Linked DNA regions of Homo sapiens: region 2 is linked to region 1. Evidence: read pairs that join two places in POLR2A ChIA-PET (ENCODE). Cell type or tissue: Caco-2. All regions are shown on one strand. Links, peaks and the distances in the headings refer to the core of each region. The heading gives the core; the rest is flanking DNA.

Region 1 (10,116 bases), core at 2,893-5,392:
TAATAATTCATAGCTCTCCAAGGATCCTCAGGCCTCCCCTGTCCTGACACTTGGTTACTGAAAAGAACTAGAAAGTTCCAGTCAGCAGTCATGTGGGGCCACAGTGTGTGCTGCAGCCAAGTGGCATTGCCCCGTCTCCAGCCTGTCACCCACACTGCTATAGAACATTTATCTCAGTCTTGCATCTGGACTCTGGCCTAATAAATTCCTCCAAAGGTATGCAGAGTACACAGTCGCCTCTTAAGGTGGGATGAGGCCAGAGTAACAGAGAGAGTGGAAAGGGAGACTGTCATAAATATTGACTCTAGACAGGGAGAGAAAACCACTGGAGCTTAAAATTCCAGGCTCAGAGTAAGTTAATGAGCTACTAAAAAGACAAGGTAGTAGGACATGCATACTAGGACAATCAGACCTGAAGTTGGAGGAAAAATGTGAGGATACCCACTGAGCCAGGCAGACTGGTATAGTAGAAAGGGCATTGGCCACAAAAGCAAAAGCACAGAGTTTTTAGCCATGTTTCTGCCTGAGGGGGCTTTGGCTAAGTCACTTCACCTCTCTGAGTCTTTGTTTTATAATAAAGAAAAATTGAGATGATACAATTCAATAACAACAAAAACAACTTGATTTTAAAAATGGGCAAGCAAATTGAATAGACATTTATCTAAAGAAGATACAAATGGCCAGTAAGCACGTGAAAAGATGCCCAACATCATGAATCATTAAGGAAATGCAAATCAAAACCACAATGAGATGTCACCTCAAACCCATTAAAATGGCCATCAATTAAAAAACAAACAAACAAAAAACAGAAAAGAACAAGTGTTCATGGGAATGTGGTGAAATTGGAACCTTTCTATGTTGCTGGTGAGAAAGCAAAATGGTGCAGCCACCGTGGAAAACAGTATGGTGTATGGTGGTTCCTTAAAAAATTAAATGTATGATCCAGCAATTCCTTTTCTGGGCAAATACCCAAAAGATTTGAAAACAGGGACTTGAACAAATATTTGTACATCCATTTTCATGGCAGCATTATTGACTGCAGCCTAAAGGTGGTAGCAATCCATTCCTTGATGGACGAATAAATAAAATGTGATGTATGTACACAGTGGAATATTATTCACCCTTCAAAAGGAAGGAAATTCTGACATGTGCTACAACATGAATGAACTTTGAAGACATTTGCTAAGTGAAATAAGCCAGTCACAAAAGGACAAATAGCATATGATTCCACACATAGAAGGTGCTTAGAGTAGTCAAATTTGTAGAAACAAAGTAGAAAGGTAGTTGCCAGGGGCTGGGGAGGAAGGAATAGAAAATCGTGTTTAACGGCTACACAGTTTCACTTTGGGAAGATGAAAAAGTTCTGGAGATGGATGGTGGTGATGGTTGCCCAATAGTGTGAAAGTACTTAATGCCACTGAATTGTATAATCAAAATGATTAAAATGATAATTTTTTTGTTATGAATATTTTACCACAATTTAATTTTTTTTTTTTTTGAGACAGGGTCTCGCTCTGTAGCCCAGGCTGGCGTGCAGTGGCATGATCGTGACTCACTGCAGCCTTGACCTCACAGGCTCAATCAATCCTCCTGCCTCAGTCTCCTGAGTAGCTGGGACTACAGGTGCACACCACCACACCCAGCTAATTTTTGTATTTTCTGTAGAGATGGGGTTTCACCATGTTGCCCAGGCTGGTCTCAAACTCCTGGACTCAAGCATTCCTCCCGCCTCAACCTCCCAAAGTGCTGAGATTATAGGCATGAGCTACCGTGCCCAGCCAATTTTTAAAAATTGGAGAGATCAAAGCTTCCTGACCAGATTGCTCAGGTGTGCCACATGTAGGTTATTGGCATGCCAAGATATTGATCCCTTTCATTTTTGAATAGATCATGCAGAGCTGAGCACAGCTGAAATCCTCAGGCAGGTCACTGGAAGAGCTTCTTCTTACTCCAGTATGCTATACACATATTGTAATGTTTAAAATTTCAATATAATTTAATTATTATTTATACAGAATAAGTGCATGAAACAAAAATGCATAGCTCGGTAATTAATCTTAAACACCTGTGTAACCTTCACTTAGCTCAAGAACTAGAATATTGCCAGCATACCAGAAGTTAGGGTCGTGTGTTACCACCTAAGCAGGAATCCCCCAAAGTTCTGCCCTATATTTGGACATCATGTAAATGGAATCCTAGTATGAAAATGAATGAACTACAGCTACTCACAGCAACGTGAGTGAACCTCACAAACATCATATTGAATGAAATAAACCAGAGACAAAAGGAATACACCAGGCCTGTAATCCCAGTACTTTGGGAGGCCAAGGCGGGAGGATCACTTGAGGTCAGGAGTTCGAGACCAGCCTGGCCAACATGGTGAAACCCTGTCTCTACTGAAAATACAAAAAATTAGCCAGGCATGGTGGCGGGCACTTGTAATCCCAGCCACTCGGGAGGCTGAGGCAGGAGAATCACTTGAACTCAGGAAGCGGATGTTGCAGTGAGCTGAGATTGCACCACTGCATTTCAGCCTGGGCTGTAACAGAGTGAGACTCCATCTCAAACAACAACAACAACAACAGCAATTTTTAAAAATTTCTAAAAACCATACAATAACAACTATTTATACATGATGAAGGTGAGACCCAGAGAGTTAAAAATGAATTACTCTGGATCAAACACCTGGGAAATGGGAAATGGTGGCGTCAGAATTGAACTCAGGTGTTCTTTCTTTCTTTTTTGTTTTGTTGTTTTTTTTTTGGAGACAGGGTCTCGCTCTGTCATTGAGGCTGGAGTGCAGTGGCATGATCACGGCTCACTGCAACCTCTGCCTCTCAATCAAGTGATCCTCCCACCTCAGCCTCCAGAGTAGCTGGGACTACAGGCATGCACCACCATGCCTGGCTTTTTGTACCTTTTGTAGAGACAAGGTTTTGCCATGTGGCCCAGGCTGGTTTCGAACTCTTGAGCTCAGGCAATCTGCCCGCTTTGGCCTCACAAATTGCTGGGATTGCGATGAACTCAGGTGTTCTGATCCTAAATCCAGATTTTCCCATTCTACCTTCTGCTTTGAAAGATATAGAGGAGGCCAGGAGGGCTTAGCCCCGAGGTGGAGGAAGATAAGCTGGTATGAGGAAGCTGCTCAATGTCATTTTAAACCGTTTATCCATGGGCTCAGGTCATGTCTTTGTTGGGGGCCAAGCCAAGGCCCAGCAAAGACAAATGGCTCTTCCAGTGTGGGTGGAAGAGGGGTGAGGTCACCCAGTCCTCGGCCTGTGGTTTGCTTTGCCTCAGTGCCGGGAGCAATCTCTTGCCCTGATTTGCATTGTGGGCTGAGGATTCAGGTCAGTGAGAAGGCCAGTGATAGAATTGTCTGTGTGGGTGCTGCTGATAGGGATCAGCTGCTGATCATGGCTAGGGCTAGCGGCTGAGCACACGGGCACCAGCCTACTGCTCGGGCAGCAAGGCAGCAGGATGGAGGGGTTTGTAAAAATGCCTTCCACCTACCCTGCTGGGCTTGCCCGAGAGGCTCTGAGTGTGTGAAGGGGAAGACAATTATCGCTAGGCTGGAGAATAGAAAGAGCACCATCAGGTGAGAAAGAGAAGAAAAAAAGAGAGGGGAGAGAGTGGATAAGAAGAAGGAAGCCTGGGACACAAGAACAAGGGCTTTGCTTGCTCTAGGGCTTTGCTTGCTAAACTCCTAGGGAGCACACAAGTGAGAATCCAGGGCAGAGGGAAGCAGGATGGGTGCCCTGAGTGCTTGGCCCCATTTCCTGGGGCTTACTGGCCTCGTGGGTGGGAGTTTTATAGGCTACTGCTCCTTGGGGAGGCCTCAGTGATTGAGGATACTCCTGTATGAGCCTCGGCCCTGACCCCAGGATGGGGGACTGGAGGATCCTAACAGGATTGGGGGTTGGTTGGGTGTAACCAAGGTATCTGCCAAAGGGAGAGTACCAAGGAAAGCGGAGGCACCTCCTCCCTGGCTGTCCTTCACCCCCTCTCCCCTCCTTGTTCTCTGGGAGTGGCTGGCGAGCAGCGGCCTCCCCGCAGGGCCAGGCAGGTGGGCCAGAGCTTTTGGTTTGCTGAGGTTTGTCAGATTTTCCAGCTCAGGGCCCAGCCAGCTGGCAGGAAGCAGGACAGAGGTCACTTGAATTCAGACCACATGTCCCTGTTAAATACATTAGCTTTTAAATCAATCTTTGTTCAAAGTCCAGTGAGTTGCAAGCTTAATGCTCACCTGCAGAGACAGAATTCCTGAGTGAACGAACAGAGCAGCTCCTCTTCCATCTCCAGGTAAGAACTGCTCGTGTCCTCCTTGAGGGTGCTGGCCACCGGGGCCTGAACTACCTTCTTTCTTTTCCTTTTCCCTTTTTCTTTTTCCAAGCCAGTAGCTGGCTGTCTAGGGCAGAGAAGAGTCCCATGGGGAGGCAGCCAGGCCCCTTTGGCGGTGGTTGGGGGTGAGAGATGATCCACGCTCTGAGATTCTTTCTGCTGGAGATGCCCCTCACCTTTGTAGGCTAGGGTCTGCTTCACAAAGAAATTGGTAAACCGACCTCAGAAAAAGCCTTCCCGGGGTTGTGTGGGGGTTTGATGTGCAGCCAAAGGGAGTGAGACAACTGACTTCACAGGTAACCAGGCGGATATGCCCGGGACCTTCCTACTGATACAGGGGCCTTGGGTAGCAGAGAAGACTCTTCTGGAAGCAGCCTTTAAAGGATGCAGCCTAACTTAGCTTGCCCACTAGATAATAAAAGCAGGCATCTTTCCTCTCTGTATCACACTGCAGCACTAAGACATGAGAAAAACCAGTGGATTTCCAGGCTGGCTGAATTTTAAAACATACATTCCCCAGGCTCTCACCTTTGGCATTTCTAAGTCTCCAGGCCTTGTGTGAATTGAAAGATCTTTATTTGAAAACTCTCCCAGAATCATTCTGATCAGTGCAGGTAGGTTTGGGAACCACTAGTAGTTTATTTCTTAAGCAGAAGACTCATGAGACTTAAGTATGACACTTACCTAAGGGTTCACTCGCTATGAAGACTCCTGGTCTGGGTTGGGTCCAGCTATGAAGATTTGGGCGTTGGCTCTGAGAAACACATTCTTCTTTATTTACTAAAATCTCTGCAATGTGTCACCAGGGCAGCTTTCAGTCTTGTATCTAGAAGGCAAGAGGGGGTAGCAGGGACTGCCTCAGGCCATGATTGTCCAGTCATCTGAAGTCTGCAGCAAATTACTCAGGGTCTTTGAATTTCTGTGTTATGATAGTAACTTGTGCTTATCTTTGACTTTTGTATGTTCTCTGCACCATAGGGTGTGAAGTTGCTGGTAATGATGTCTTATATTCATAGACCACTGGCTAGGCAGCTACTTCTCCCCCAGGGGAAAGAACATAGGACTGGAATACAAATCATCAGAGTTTTGATTCAGTTGCTAGTGACAGGCCATTAGACAAACTACTTAGCCAACTGGAGCCTCAATTTCATTATTGATCAAGTGAAGGTCTGTCATCTTTTCCCCAAGAGTGTACTGAAAATAAAATTATAAGTACAAATGTGTGGTCCTGCATGGTGGCTCATGCCTGTAATCCCAGCACTTTGGGATGCCCAAGCGGGAGGATCACTTGAGGCCAGGAGTTCGAGACCAGCCTGGGCAATGAAGTGAGACCCCCGTCTCTACAAAAAATAATAATAAATTAATCCTGCATGGTGGCATGTGTCTGTGGTGTCAGCTACTTGGGAGGCTGAAATGGAAGGGTTGCTTGAGCCCAGGGGGTCGAGGCTACAGTGAGCCGTGATTGCATCACTGCACTCCAGCCTGGGTGACAGACTGAGATCCTGTCTAAAAAACAAAAAACCATGAATATGTTAAAAACACGATGTAAGATGCCTAGATTTCAAATGTGTATATCGAAAGTCTCTGTAGAATAGTAAGAAGAAACAAATTGCAGTCACTTGGGAAACCTTGTCCTAGTCTTTTAATCTCATTGAGCCTCTGTTTGCTCACTTACAAATAAGAAGTTGAGACCAGATCATCATTAATGTCTTTTTCAGTTGGCCAAGTATAAGGTAGATCCTGGAGCCTTGAAGGGTAGCTCCTTGTCATTGGGGTATGAATTAAAATGTCACCTCCCAGGAAGGACTTTCTAAATCAGCCTCCCACCTCCATGCCACCAGTATCTCTATCATTCACAGCGTGTACCATCAGAAATCATCTCATTTGGGCTGGGTGCAGTGGCTCACATCTGTAATCCCAGCACTTTGGGAGGCTGAGGCAGGTGGATCACCTGAGGTCAGGAGTTCAAGACCAGCTTGGCCAACATGGTGAAACCCCATCTCTACTAAAAATACAAAAATTAGCCGGGCGTGGTACTGCCTGTCTGTAGTATTAGCTACTTGGGAGGCTGAGGCAGGAGAATTGCTTGAACCTGGGAGGTGGAGGTTGCAGTGAGCCAAGATTGTGCCATTGCACCCTAGCCTGGGTGACAAAGTGAGACTCCATCTCGAGAAAAAAAAAATCATCTCTTTTACTTGTCACCTTTGCCAGATGTTAAGCTTCAAGACTGCAGGGATCTTGTCATTTGTGTTACTTGCTGTATTACCAGCCCCTTGAGCACTACCTGGCATAGAACATATTTGCATAAATGGAATTAGTGTGGCAGGGAAGGAGCTAGAAGAATAGATGCAGATGGCGATGGCTTTGATGAGGTGTTCCTCAGGAAAGGAGGTTGAAGGACTCCAATCCTCTCTCAGGGCATCTGAAGTCCAGGGTCTAATCATATGGGAATGGGTTTCTCTGGTCACTTCTTAGTGAAATGATTCTTGCATTCGTTGCATAGGGATGCAATGAGAGTGGCAAGCTGGAGCTAGACGTGTTTTCCTCAAGATCTCAGCAACTTCTTTCTTTGGTCCTTCATGAGGGACTGCCCAGATTTCCTTAATCTCTTTGCCTGATGGGTATCATGGCTAAGTGATTAAGAAAATGAGCACTGGGATTGGAAACCTGCACTCTAGATCAGGCTCTCTAAGCTTCTATTTCCTTGTCAGTCAAATGGGCATATTAGAACCTAGTTCCGGAAGTTATGAGGGTTAAATGAATGCACATAGTGTCTAGCACATCTTAAGTGCTATTGAGATAATCTTCAGACAGCTTTGCTATTACATGACCCCCGGAAATGAAGGAACCCAGGGAATGGCAGGAGTTTTGGAAAGTAGAAAAGATAGCCCTAGCCCACTTAGTGGCAACTAGAGAAGGTTTGCTTTTGGTCTGAGGTGGTCACTGGTTTCTGAGGTGCCAAGCCTGGTTGGAGGCACAGATAGTCAGCATTCATAAAGCTGCGTAGAACCATGGGGTCCCAATGGGGACATGAAACTAAATGATCCAGAAAAGCCCGTGGACTTTCCACCAGTTGTATTGAATACATACCTGATGGTGTGAGAATACAGAAAGGGGCTGTGGTGCCTGCTCTTAAGAAAGCTTATCTTGGCTGGGCATGATGGCTCACGCCTGTAATCCCAGCACTTTGGGAGGCTGAGGAGGGTGGATCACTTGAGGTCAGGAGTTTGAGACCAGCCTGGCCAACATAGTGAAACCCCATCTCTACTAAAAATACAAAAAGTAGCCGGGTGTGGTGGCGGGTGCCTTCAATCCCAGCTTCTCAGGAGGCTGAGGCAGAAGAATTGCTTGAATCCAAGTGGCAGAGGTTGCAGTGAGCCGAGATCGCACCACTGCACTCTAGCCTGGACCACAAGAGCAAGATTCCATCCCTCCTGGCCAAAAAAAAAAAGCTTATCTTGTTGGGGACACACGACATGGATCCTGAAGCTCCTCTATAGTCTACTGGACTGAGTCCAGTGCTCACAGTCTAACCTACTTCTTTTTTTCAACATATAACTGTGCTCTGATCTTTCTGAACCATTCACCATTCTGGGAATGCATCTCCTGCTGTTCCTTCTGCCTGGGATGACTTCCTCTTCCTAGTCTGACTACTTGTATTTCCAGAATACATTCTACACCTCAGGCCTGGGAGGCAGGGTAGATGGTGGAAGGAATCCAGACTCAACTGGGTTTGAATCCAGACTCTGCTTATCCAAATAGTCAGGGGAAACCAAGTTAACTTTTCAGAGTCTCTTTTCTTTTTCCTTGTAAAATGGCCCATCAGGATTGAATCAGAACCCATAAAAAGTACCTAGGCTGGTTCCTAATCCTAGTAGGGAGCTCAATAAATATATATAACAATAAGAAAGCTTTTGTATTTAAATATTCCAGCACCCACAACGTTGTTCAGCAGTTAAACTTCATAACTCTCCCCACTGGACTCCAGGCTCTTTCAGGGCAGGACGGTAGCTATTCTGGGTTGAGCCCTGATACCTGCCTCGCAGTAGGTATTACATAGAACTTGTTAAGTACATGAGCGATAACTGAAATTCAGAAGATGAAATGATACCTTCAGACTGTGGTGGTCATGGAAGGATTCGTATATAATCTAAAATTTGAACTGAGCCTTGAAAATGGTAGGTCTTAAATTCGTTCACTTGGAACAAATGTTTACTTAGCACGTACTATGAGTAAGTGCTCATGGGGCATGAGCAAAGGGCAGGCTCGTGTGGGTGACCATGCATAGACCAATTGGGGCTTGCTGAGGAGCTGGGGGCCTGAGGTAGGGCTGGATTATGCTGAGCCTCAGTGCCTGAGCAAGAAGCTTGAACTTCTTTTTTTTTGAGACGGAGTCTTGCTCTGTTGCCCAGGCTGGGGTGCAGTGGCACGATCTTGGCTCACTGCAAGCTCCGCCTCTTGGGTTCACACCATTCCCCTACCTCAGCCTCCCGAGTAGCTTGGACTACAGGCGTCCGCCACCACACCCAGCTAATTTTTTGTATTTTTAGTAGAGATGGGGTTTCACTGTGTTAGCCAGGATGGTCTCGATCTCCTGACCTCGTGATCCGCCTGCCTTGGCCTCCCAAAGTGCTGGGATTACAGGCGTGAGCCACTGCACCCGGCCGAGCTTCTTTTTCTTGAATTATTATTATTATTATTTTTGAGATGGTAGTATAATAAAACCAGGGTTAGAAAGTTTGTCTCGAGGCAAGACTCTTGTAGTAGTTTAAACATACCAAAAAAAAAGTGGGGGGGTAGAAATGCAAGTTCAAAAAGTCACAAAATGTCGATTTGGGGAAAGCACTTGTCTCAGCTGGCACTCAAGGCGGTTGAGCTGTCTATCAGCAGCATGAGGGTGTCCTCTCTCTGTGGGTGCCTCTGTTTCCACACAATATTGGCTCTATCCCTCTCCCAACTCATAGAACTCTTAGATAAGCAATCAAACTGTGAAAGGCCTTGAACTCCAGCCCAGAGTCTTGCCATATAGGACAAAGTATTGTTTATGGTGGCTGGAGGTAGGGAAGGTACTTAGTATCAGCAGGCCAAATGAACTTTGGGATAAGTAGATTCCATTCTTGATCATAAATGAGAAATAAAAACTACTCAGTGGGTCTGGGATCACTCTTCTCCAGATAATTCTCAATGGAATGGATTTCATTGATTTCTCATATTTGAAATTTATCCCTGGCTAAGACCAAACAGTAACTATCACAATGGGAAAGTACACTAGGCAAATACATATTTTAGAATCTTGCTTCTCCTTCTATTTTTGATATTAATTATTTAAAGTAAATATACTTGAGTATTTGAATTTCCATATGCTTTGCTTTTCAGAGGAGAAATCCAGGCAGCCTTAAATATGATCTGCATAAAAATATAGGATCTGTTCTAGGTAAAATATATTTGAAGAAGGGTGAAATTGAGTTGTCTTTATCTCTTCCTTGCTAGAGACATCTGTCAGTAGCAGCTCAGATACAGCAGGATTTTTTTGCTTATGCTGTTGGAAGGAACAGCATGTGCCAAGGCTCTGTGGCAGGCTCTGAAGGAGGCCAGCCATGGCTGGTGTGAGGCATGAAGCCTTGGAGTCAGGGCTGATGCCTGTAGGGAATTCTCAGCCTGTCTATAGTTGCTGGCTTAATGTTGCACAGTCTCCACCAACTGTATTTTCCTAACAAAAGTCTAGTGGGTTTGTTTTCTTCTTTCTTGTTACACAGATGCACACAAGTGCTGCAAGAACAG
Region 2 (10,116 bases), core at 4,569-7,068, 59 kb before region 1:
TTTTACAGACCAAAAATATAGAAACTCTGGTACCTCTGCAGAAGAAGACATACAGTAATATTCACAGTGGCCATTTGTAATATAAAAAACTGTAAACAATCCAGGTGTTTATTGATTGATTTTTCTAACATGTGACTTATTTCTGGTCTTTACTAGCTTTGGGGCCATTTGGATCACACGATGTTTTTTCAAGATTTTAGACCCTTTCTAAGTAGCAGTCCACTGGACCAAGATAATAGAGCCAATGAAAGGGGTCACCAGACTCACACTGACTTCTGGGGAGCAAGACCTCCACGGTTGCCATTGGGTCGGAGATACAGATCTCGAGGAAGTTCTCGTCCTGACAGATCTCCAGCTATTGAAGGGTGAGTTGTTTTATTTTAAGTTCTTTTTAAGGTAGTTTCAATGAAGGACAAATTGGTATAATCTAATCTTTATAAGGGTCTCATACTTATTACCTTTGTGGACAAGATGGACATATGTAGAAAGGATGAAAGTGAAGCTAAATTGAATGTTAGTACTCACCCGATGATAAACCAGAGAGTGAGAAATGCTATGTCTCTGATTAACATTTTTATTAATGGCTCAGATTAATTTATAGATGATATGTGTCTCAGTCCATTTTGTGCAGCTATAGCAGAATACCTGAGACTGGGTGATTTATAAAGAACAGAGATTCATTTCTTATATTTCTGGAGGCTGGGAAGTCCAAGGTTGAGGGATCCACATCTGGCGAGGGCCTTCTTGCTGTGTCATTCCATGTTGGAAGGCAGAAGGGCAAGAGAGCATGCATGAGCAAGAAAGAAAGGTGCCACACTCATCCTTTTATTAGGAACTCACTCAACAATAACTAATCCACTTCCAGGATAAAGGCATTTAATCCACTCACAGGAGATTCATCTCTTAAAGTCTCCACCTTTCAACACTGCTCCACTGGGGATTAAGTTTCCAACACATGAATTTTTGAGGAGGGCACATTCAAACTATAGCAGTATATTTATCAAAATTTCAAAAGGGTATCAAATATATTAGGCATTAGGATTAAATATTTCAACAGATTGGAACAGTGGACTTAACATGAAATTTAATCAAGTATCTGCTTTTTGTGAAGAAAGGAAAAAAATTTAATAGGATAAATATGAAGTCTTGTGACTGTAAAAACATTCATGTAATAAATGTTTGTTGAGTGTCTTTTGTATGGGACACTGTACTAGACACTAGGAACACAATGATGAGTCAAATAGATGGTTTTGCTCATGGATCTCATTTAGTTGGAATAATAAACGTTAATTTTAAGTGTTTACCATATGCAGAGGACTGTGCTTCATGCTTTATCTGCTTTATGTTGTTTAATTTGTGTGAAGTAATAGGTGCTATTGCTGTTTTCATTTTATAAAATAATTAACTGAGTCTCAGAAATAAAGTAACAGCCGTTGGTGGATCTAAGACTTGAATCTAGGGCTATATGAATCTAGTGCGACATTGTCTTATATGGTAGCTGCTAGCCACATGTAGCTATATGTTTACATTTAAGTTAACCAAAAGTTAATAAAACTCAAAATTCAAAGTACCTCAATCCCAAATAGCTATATTTTGAGTGCTCATTGGCCACATGTAGCTAATACTTATCATATTTGACAGAACATATTATAGAAAATTTCCATTATCTTAGTTCTATTGAACAGTGCTGTTCTAGAGCCTACACTCCCCCTTTCCCCCAACACACACCTTCTAGGCTTTATTAACATTTTACTATACTTGCGTTATTACATATCTATCCATTAGTGTTTCTTTGTTAAACTTGTTTGCTTTTGGTTCCTAATATATGCACTATCATACTAAGAAAGTTTAATTTTATTCATAATTTATTAGGGGCTTTTAATTAAGAATGACTAATGATTTTGTCACATGCCCTTTGCAGTCCTATCAAAATGACCTTAGAGTTTTTCTCCCTTAAACAGTTAATGCATTTTATTAACAAGTAGGTTTTCTAATGTTTTCTAGTGTTTTTATTCAAGCTGCTTTGTCAAGGAGCACTAAAACCTCTTTTTTAGGGGTCGGGGTTGGGGAAACAGGGTCTCACTTTGTTTCCCAGGCTAGAATGCAGTAGCAAGATCATGTTTCACTACAACCTCAAACTCGGTGGGCTCAAGCAATCCTCCCACTTCAGCCTATGAACTAGGTAGGACTACAAGCATGTGCCACCACGCCTGGCTAATTTTTCAATTTTTGGTAGAGACTAGGTTGCCCAGGCTGGAGTCTCTTAACACATTATTGGAGTTGATTTGTTCCTTATCTTTTTTTTTTTTTTTTTTAAGGATTTTTACATTTATTCAAAAGAGGATGAGTCTCTTTATCAAGTTTTGGTGTCAGGATTATATTAGTTTCATAAAAGGAACTGGGAAAACTTGCTGTATTCTTATGCTTGGAAATAGTTTACATAACACAGGAATTACCTATTATTTAAAGGTTTAATGCAAGTTACCTGTAATTCCATCTGGACCTGGTATCTTTTTGGGAACTAGATCTATTACAGTCTTTTCAGTTACTTCTGTGGTTGATAGTATAGGGTAGTGTTTTATTTATCTCTGTATTCTCAGCTTCTAGTGCAGTATCGGTTTTATAGTGGCTACTAAACATGTTTGTTTTGAATAAGTGGATAATTGTAATTATGTCTCTAAAAAGTATAAAAAACATATGAATTAATAGTAATAATAGCTAAGAGTATGTGCCAGAAACTAGTCTAAATGCTTTACAGGTATTCATTTGTTTAATCCTCACTATAACCATGTGAAGAAGGTATTGTGAATATCTCCATTTTACTGGAGAAACTGAGGCACAGAGAGTTTAGGTAAATTGTCTAAGAGTATAAAGGCAGTTAAATATTGGAGCCAGGATAGTGCAATAATCAAAGTATTTGTATTTGGTGAGATTTTTAACTGTTTACTTATACTAAAAAATTTTAGTATAACTATTTAGTATAAGTCAAAAATTTAAAATTAAGTAGCCTTCTCACTTATTTTTTAACCAAAGATTTAAGCATTTCCCTAATTTTCTCAGAAACTTTCCTTCCAAGGCACCAGTATATCAGTAAATAGAACTTGAAAGTTTTTAATTCAGTTTCTTTTCTCTTTTCTTTCATAGAAGTATAAATAAACACAGTATATCTTTGGGGCCTATTACTATACCCAGCTAGCAGGCCTGCCTAGATTGTTCCATATGGTTGTTACTTTACAGTAATTGTCATTATGATGTCACTGTATGTTTTGAAAGTACAATTTCATGTTTTATACATTTTTAAAAATTGATTGAATTTTAGCATGGCTTCTTCCTGATAACAGTTTTGTCCTCTTGCTTTGAGAAGGAGCATATGGGCATTCCACTTATGGTTTCCATGGGCTGCATCTCAGATTCCTGTTCATTCTACGGGTTTCACTGTAGACAGAGTACTTTGTATTTAATGGCCGGGTGCGGTGGCTCACACCTGTAATCAGCACTTTGGGAGGCCGAGGCAGGTGGATCACTTGAGGTCAGGAGTTCCAGATCAGCCTGGCCAACATGATGAAATCCCATCTCTACTAAAAATCCAAAAATTAACCAGGCATGGTGGCGGTTGCCTGTTATCGCAGCTACTCAGGAAGCTGAGGCAGGAGAATCACTTGAACCTGGGAGGTGGAGGTTGCAGTGAGCCGAGATTGCGCCACTGTACTCCAGCCTGGGCGACAGAGCAAGACCTCATTTCAAGAAAAAGAGTACTTTGGCTGGCGCCAACAGGGTCCAGGTCTGTGCCTGCCATTGGAGAGGATGCCACAGCCACAGGGGTGGGCGCTGGCCTGGAGGCCTCCAAGGGGCATCTCCTGTGAGCCCAGGGGATGGGCAGGATCTGAGCGGAGAAGAGTGAAAGTGGAGGAGTGAGGCCAGAACAAAGGCTTTGCCGTGAAAGAGGTGGTTTCCCGCCTAGGCTCTGACCTTCACTCACTGTGTGGCCCAGGCCAAGGGCAAGCGTCTGACCTCGCTGGGCCTTTGTTTCTCAGGGGTAAGATGAAACAATGGCTCCCTCTCCCTCTCCCTCTCCCTCTCCCCACGGTCTCCCTCTCCCTCTCTTGCCATGGTCTCTCTCTGTCTCTGATGCCGAGCCGAAGCTGGACTGTGCTGCTGCCATCTCGGCTCACTGCAACCTCCCTGCCTGATTCTCCTGCCTCAGCCTGCCGAGTGCCTGCGATTGCGGGCGCGCGCCGCCACGCCTGACTGGTTTTCGTATTTTTATGGTGGAGACGGGGTTTCGCTGTGTTGGCCGGGCTGGTCTCCAGCTGCTAACCGCGAGTGATCCGCCAGCCTCGGCCTCCCGAGGTGCCGGGATGGCAGACGGAGTTGCGTTCACTCAGTGCTCAATGGTGCCCAGGCTGGAGTGCAGTGGCGTGATCTCGGCTCGCTACAACCTCCACCTCCCAGCTGCCTGCCTTGGCCCCCCAAAGTGCCGAGATTGCAGCCTCTGCCCGGCCACCACCCCTTCTGGGAAGTGAGGAGCGTCTCTGCCTGGCCGCCCATCGTCTGGGATGTGAGGAGCCTCTCTGCCTGGCTGCCCAGTCTGGAAAGTGAGGAGCGTCTCTGCCCGGCCGCCATCCCATCTAGGAAGTGAGGAGCGTCTCTGCCCGGCCGCCCATCATCTGAGATGTGGGGAGCGCCTCTGCCCTGCCACCCCGTCTGGGATGTGAGGAGCGTCTCTGCCCGGCCGCCCCGTCTGAGAAGTGAGGAGACCCTCTGCCTGGCAACTGCCCTGTCTGAGAAGTGAGAAGCTCCTCCGCCGGGCAGCCACACCGTCTGAGAAGTGAGGAGCCCCTCCGCCCGGCAGCCACCCCGTCTGGGAAGTGAGGAGCGTCTCCGCCCGGCAGCCACCCCGTCCGGGAGGTGAGGAGCCCCTCCGCCCGGCAGCCGCCCCGTCTGAGAAGTGAGGAGCCCCTCTGCCGGGCCAGCCGCCCCGTCCGGGAAGGAGGTGGGGGGGTCAGCCCCCTGCCCTGCCAGCCGCCCCGTCCGGGAGGTGAGGGGCGCCTCTGCCCGGCCACCCCTACTGGGAAGTGAGGAGCCCCTCTGCCCGGCCAGCCACCCCGACCGGGAGGGAGGTGGGGGGGTCAGGTCAGCCCCCCGCCCGGCCAGCCGCCCCGTCCGGGAGGTGAGGGGCGCCTCTGCCTGGCCGCCCCTACTGGGAAGTGAGGAGCCCCTCTGCCCGGACAGCCGCCCCGTCCGGGAGGGAGGTGGGGGGGTCAGCCCCCCCCCCCCCCCCCCCCCGGCCAGCCGCCCTGTCCGGGAGGTGAGGGGCGCCTCTGCCCGGCCGCCCCTACTGGGAAGTGAGGAGCCCCTCTGCCCGGACAGCCGCCCCGTCCGGGAGGGAGGTGGGGGGGTCAGCCCCCCGCCCGGCCAGCCGCCCCATCCGGGAGGGAGGTGGGGGGGTCAGCCCCCCGCCCGGCCAGCCGCCCCGTCCGGGAGGTGAGGGGCGCCTCTGCCCGGCCGCCCCTACTGGGAAGTGAGGAGCCCCTCTGCCCGGCCACCACCCCGTCTGGGAGGTGTACTCAACAGCTCATTGGGAACAGGCCATGATGACAATGGCGGTTTTGTGGAATAGAAAGCGGGGAAAGGTGAGGAAAAGATTGAGAAATCAGATGGTTGCCGTGTCTGTGTAGAAAGAGGTAGACATGGGAGACTTTTCATTTTGTTCTGTACTAAGAAAAATTCTTCTGCCTTAGGATCCTGTTGATCTGTGACCTTACCCCCAACCCTGTGCTCTCTGAAACATGTGCTGTGTCCACTCAGGGTTAAATGGATTAAGGGCGGTGCAAGATGTGCTTTGTTAAACAGATGCTTGAAGGCAGCATGCTTGTTAAGAGTCATCGCCACTCCCTAATTTCAAGTACCCAGGGACACAAACACTGCGGAAGGCCGCAGGGTCCTCTGCCTAGGAAAACCAGAGACCTTTGTTCACTTATCTGCTGACCTTCCCTCCACTATTGTCCTATGACCCTGCCAAATCTCCCTCTGCGAGAAACACCCAAGAATGATCAATTAAAAAAAAAAAAAAGAAAAAGAGTACTTTGTATTTGTATTTAAGAAATCAGATGTCAGAGATTAGCCTTTGTGGGATTATTAGTGTGTTCCTCACACCAACTTAATAAGTTTCCCTGAAATGAGGTCCATTTTCTTTGACTTTTTCATTGGCATGAGTAAAACTTTTTTACTAACACAGAGACAGGGAACTCTCACATTGTTCATTCATTCTGCAAATATTTATTCAGTGTCCCTAAAGTATGTGCTTTATCCTCTAATCTGCAGCTTTTGAATGATAGTTAATTAGGTCTTGAATAGACTAGCTCATCTTATCTGACTTTAAGTGCATCTGACCTGTGCCAGCAGATTAATTTATAAATTTATAACTGAGGGTATTCTGTTTCAGTGACTATAAAACTCATTTGTTTGTTAGCATACTCTTGTCTTTGAATTTCTCAAGTATCAAGAAATCAAAAGCAATCAGATGGTTGTTTAGTACATATAGAATCAGCAAGGAAATTGCATGATCTTTAAGAGAAATTCCATCCAGATTGTGATAAATGCTAAGGAATTACTCATATTTCACTTCAAATAATTTTTTTTTAATTTTTTTTTTTTTTATTGATCATTCTTGGGTGTTTCTCGCAGAGGGGGATTTGGCAGGGTCATAGGACAATAGTGGAGGGAAGGTCAGCAGATAAGCAAGTGAACAAAGGTCTCTGGTTTTCCTAGGCAGAGGGCCCTGCGGCCTTCCACAGTGTTTGTGTCCCTGGGTACTTGAGATTAGGGAGTGGTGATGACTCTTAACAAGCATGCTGCCTTCAAGCATCTGTTTAACAAAGCACATCTTGCACCGCCCTTAATCCATTTAACCCTGAGTGGACACAGCACATGTTTCAGAGAGCACAGGGTTGGGGGTAAGGTCATAGATCAACAGCATCCCAAGGCAGAAGAATTTTTCTTAGTACAGAACAAAATGAAGTCTCCCATGTCTACTTCTTTCTACACAGACACAACAACAATCCGATTTCTCTATCCCTTCCCCACCTTTCCCCCTTCTCTGTTCCACAAAACCGCCATCGTCATCATGGCCCGTTCTCAATGAGCTGTTGGGTACACCTCCTAGACGGGGTGGTGGCCGGGCAGAGGGGCTCATCACTTCCCAGAAGGGGCGGCCGGGCAGAGGCACCCCCCACCTCCCGGACGGGGCGGCTGGCCGGGCGGAGGCACCCCCCATCTCCCTCCCGGATGGGGCGGCTGGCTGGGCGGGGGCTGGCCCCCACCTCCCTCCTGGATGGGGCAGCTGGCCGGGCGGGGGCTGACCCCCCACCTCCCTCCCGGACCGAGTGGCTGCTGGGCAGAGACGCTCCTCACTTCCCAGACGGGGCGGCTGCCGGGTGGAGGGGCTCCTCACTTCCCAGACGGGGCGGCTGCCGGGCGGAGGGGATCCTCACTTCTCAGACGGGGCGGCTGCCGGGCGGAGGGGCTCCTCACTTCTCAGACGGGGCGGCTGCCGGGCGGAGGGGCTCCTCACCTCCCAGACGGGGTCGCGGCCGGGCAGAGGCGCTCCTCACATCCCAGACAGGGCGGTGGGGCCGAGGCGCTCCCCACATCTCAGACGATGGGCGGCCGGCAGAGACGCTCCTCACTTCCTAGATGGGATGGCGGCCGGGCAGAGACGCTCCTCACTTCCCAGACGGGGTGTCGGCCAGGCAGAGGCTGCAATCTCAGCACTTTAGGAGGCCAAGGCAGGCGGCTGGGAGGTGGAGGTTGTAGCGAGCCGAGATCAAGCCACTGCACTCCAGCCTGGGCAACATTGAGCACTGAGTGAACAAGACTCCGTCTGCAATCCCGGCACCTCGGGAGGCCGAGGCTGGCGGATCACTCGCGGTTAGGAGCTGGAGACCAGCCCGGCCAACACAGCGAAACCCAGTCTCCACCAAAAAAATACGAAAACCAGTCAGGCGTGGTGGCGCGCGCCTGCAATAGCAGGCACTTGGCAGGCTGAGGCAGGAGAATCAGGCAGGGAGGTTGCAGTGAGCCGAGATGGCAGCAGTACAGTCCAGCTTCGGCTCGGCATCAGAGGGAGACCATGGCAAGAGAGGGAGAGGGAGACCATGGGGAGAGGGAGAGGGGGAGGGGGAGGGGGAGGGCCAAATAATTTTTTAAGACGGTAAAATATTAATGCTTGTTAGGTTTTTTCCTTTGTGTTAGGTCAACACCAGCACATTCATGTTTTCCAGACAAGTAATAGAGATTACCACCCATTAGTCTGCACTTACTACATTAAAACCCATCTTTATTTTATTTTGTTGTTTTTGTTTTGTTTTGTTTTTTTGAGAGGGAGTCTCACTCTGTCACCCAGGCTGCAGTGCAGTGGTGTGATCTCGGCTCACTGCAACCTCTGCTTCCCAGGTTCAAGCAATTCTCCTGCCTCAGCCTCCCAAGTAGCTGGGACTACAGGCATGAGCCACCATGCCTGGAAAATTTTTTGTATTTTTAGTAGAGATGGGGTTTTGCCATGTTGGCCAGGCTGGTCTCGAACTCCTGATCTCAAGTGATCTGCCTGCTTTGGCCTCCCAAGGTGTTGGGATTACAGGCGTGAGCCACTGCGCCCAGCCCCATTTTTATTTTATTGTGCTTTACTCTTTTGTTTTTTTGTTACACTTTAGCTTGGTAGTTTAGTCTCCTTCCTGGTTATATAAAGGAAGCCTCTTTGATTTTAGCAGTAAGCTGTTTCTGATTCGCTGTGTAGGGTACATTACTTCTAAGAAGGTGTCCCACCTAAATAATACGTTCTTTTAAAAATTTATTATTTTTATTTTAGATTCGGGGGTACGTGTACAGGTTTGGTTTTTATTTTTTAATTTTTAAAAATTTGCTTTCCTGGTAACTCACAAAACAGCAGGTTTATTACACGGGTATATTGTGTGATGCTGGGGTTTGGGCTTCTAATGATCCCATGGCCTAAGCAGTGAACATAGTACCTATAGGTAGTTTCTCAACCTTTGCCCTTCTCCCTCCCTCTCCCTTTTGTGATCTCCAGTGTTTATTATTCCTTACTTTGTGTCCTTGTGTACCCAATGTTTAGTTCCCATGTATAAGTGAGAACATGTGGTATTTCTGTTTTCTGTGTTAAGTTGCTTAGGCTAATGACCTCCAGCTATATTCATGTTGCTGCAAAGGACATGATTTCGTTCTTTTTTATGGCTATGTAAAGAATATGTTTTAAGATTTCCCACCTAGAGAATATGTTCTTCTGAAATTAACCCTAGGTTCTTGGACCATAGATTTCTGACCACTGATCACATCTCAGATTTTGAGAACTGACTTTTTTTGGTTAACTTTTTTTTTTCTTATTAAAAAAAATTTGTTTTGGTATGGAATAAAAAGACAGCCTTATCCAGAAATAGCCATAGTTACACCTTGATGTATAATCTTGTAGACCTTTTTAAATACATATATATGATAATTACATCTATATAATTGAAATTGAATTGATTATACTACACATATTTTATAATCTTTTTTATCTTAATAGATTGTATATATCTTTCAAGATACATTTGATTGGGGCCTGTATTAGTCTGTTTTCACACTACTGATAAAGACATACCTGAGACTGGGAAGAAAAAGAGGTTTAATTGGATTTAATAGTTCCACATGGCTGAGAAGGCCTCAGAATCATGGTGGGAGGCTAAGGCACTTCTAACATGGCAGCAGCCAAACCATGTCATTCTGCCCCTGGCCCCTCCAAATCTCATGTCTTCACATTTCAAAACCAGTCATGCATTCCCAGCAGTCCCCCAAAGTCTTAATTCATTTAGGCATTAACCCAAAAGTCTGAAGTCCAAAGTCTCATCTGAGATAAGGCAAGTCCCTTCTGCCTGTGAGCCTGTAAAATCAAAAGCAAGCTAGTTACTTCCTAGATACAATGGAGGTACAGGTATTTCGTAAATACGGCCATTCCAAATGGGAGAAATTGGCCAGATCAAAGGGGTTACAGGTCCCATGCATGTCCAAAATCCAGCAGGACAGTCAAATTTTGAAGCTCCAAAATCATCTCCTTTGAGTCCA

Evidence for each region. Peaks named below come from ENCODE experiments on the same cell type or tissue, not always from the same donor. Only the 100,000 strongest peaks of a DNase experiment are listed, where the experiment ranks them.
Region 2: POLR2A ChIA-PET joins it to region 1 with 5 read pairs; 4 of 35 experiments call an interaction of 5 or more read pairs at or near these places.

What each region holds. Positions count from the first base shown.
Region 1 is chr1:145,701,497-145,711,612 of GRCh38, reverse strand. It overlaps PDZK1 (PDZ domain containing 1), which reads left to right and starts at 4,245. Exons shown (of 9, transcript NM_001201325.2): 1 at 4,245-4,296. RefSeq lists an enhancer at 3,998-5,197. In Caco-2, for the core only: no CTCF peak of the experiment used is centred there; DNase peaks (open chromatin) are centred at 3,282, 4,062 and 5,132; H3K4me3 peaks cover 1,970 bases.
Region 2 is chr1:145,761,960-145,772,075 of GRCh38, reverse strand. RNF115 (ring finger protein 115) reads left to right here. Exons shown (of 9, transcript NM_014455.4): 4 at 157-365. Among named protein-coding and RNA genes, the nearest start is that of CD160, 48 kb to the right of the region's middle. In Caco-2, for the core only: no CTCF peak of the experiment used is centred there; DNase peaks (open chromatin) are centred at 5,895 and 6,728.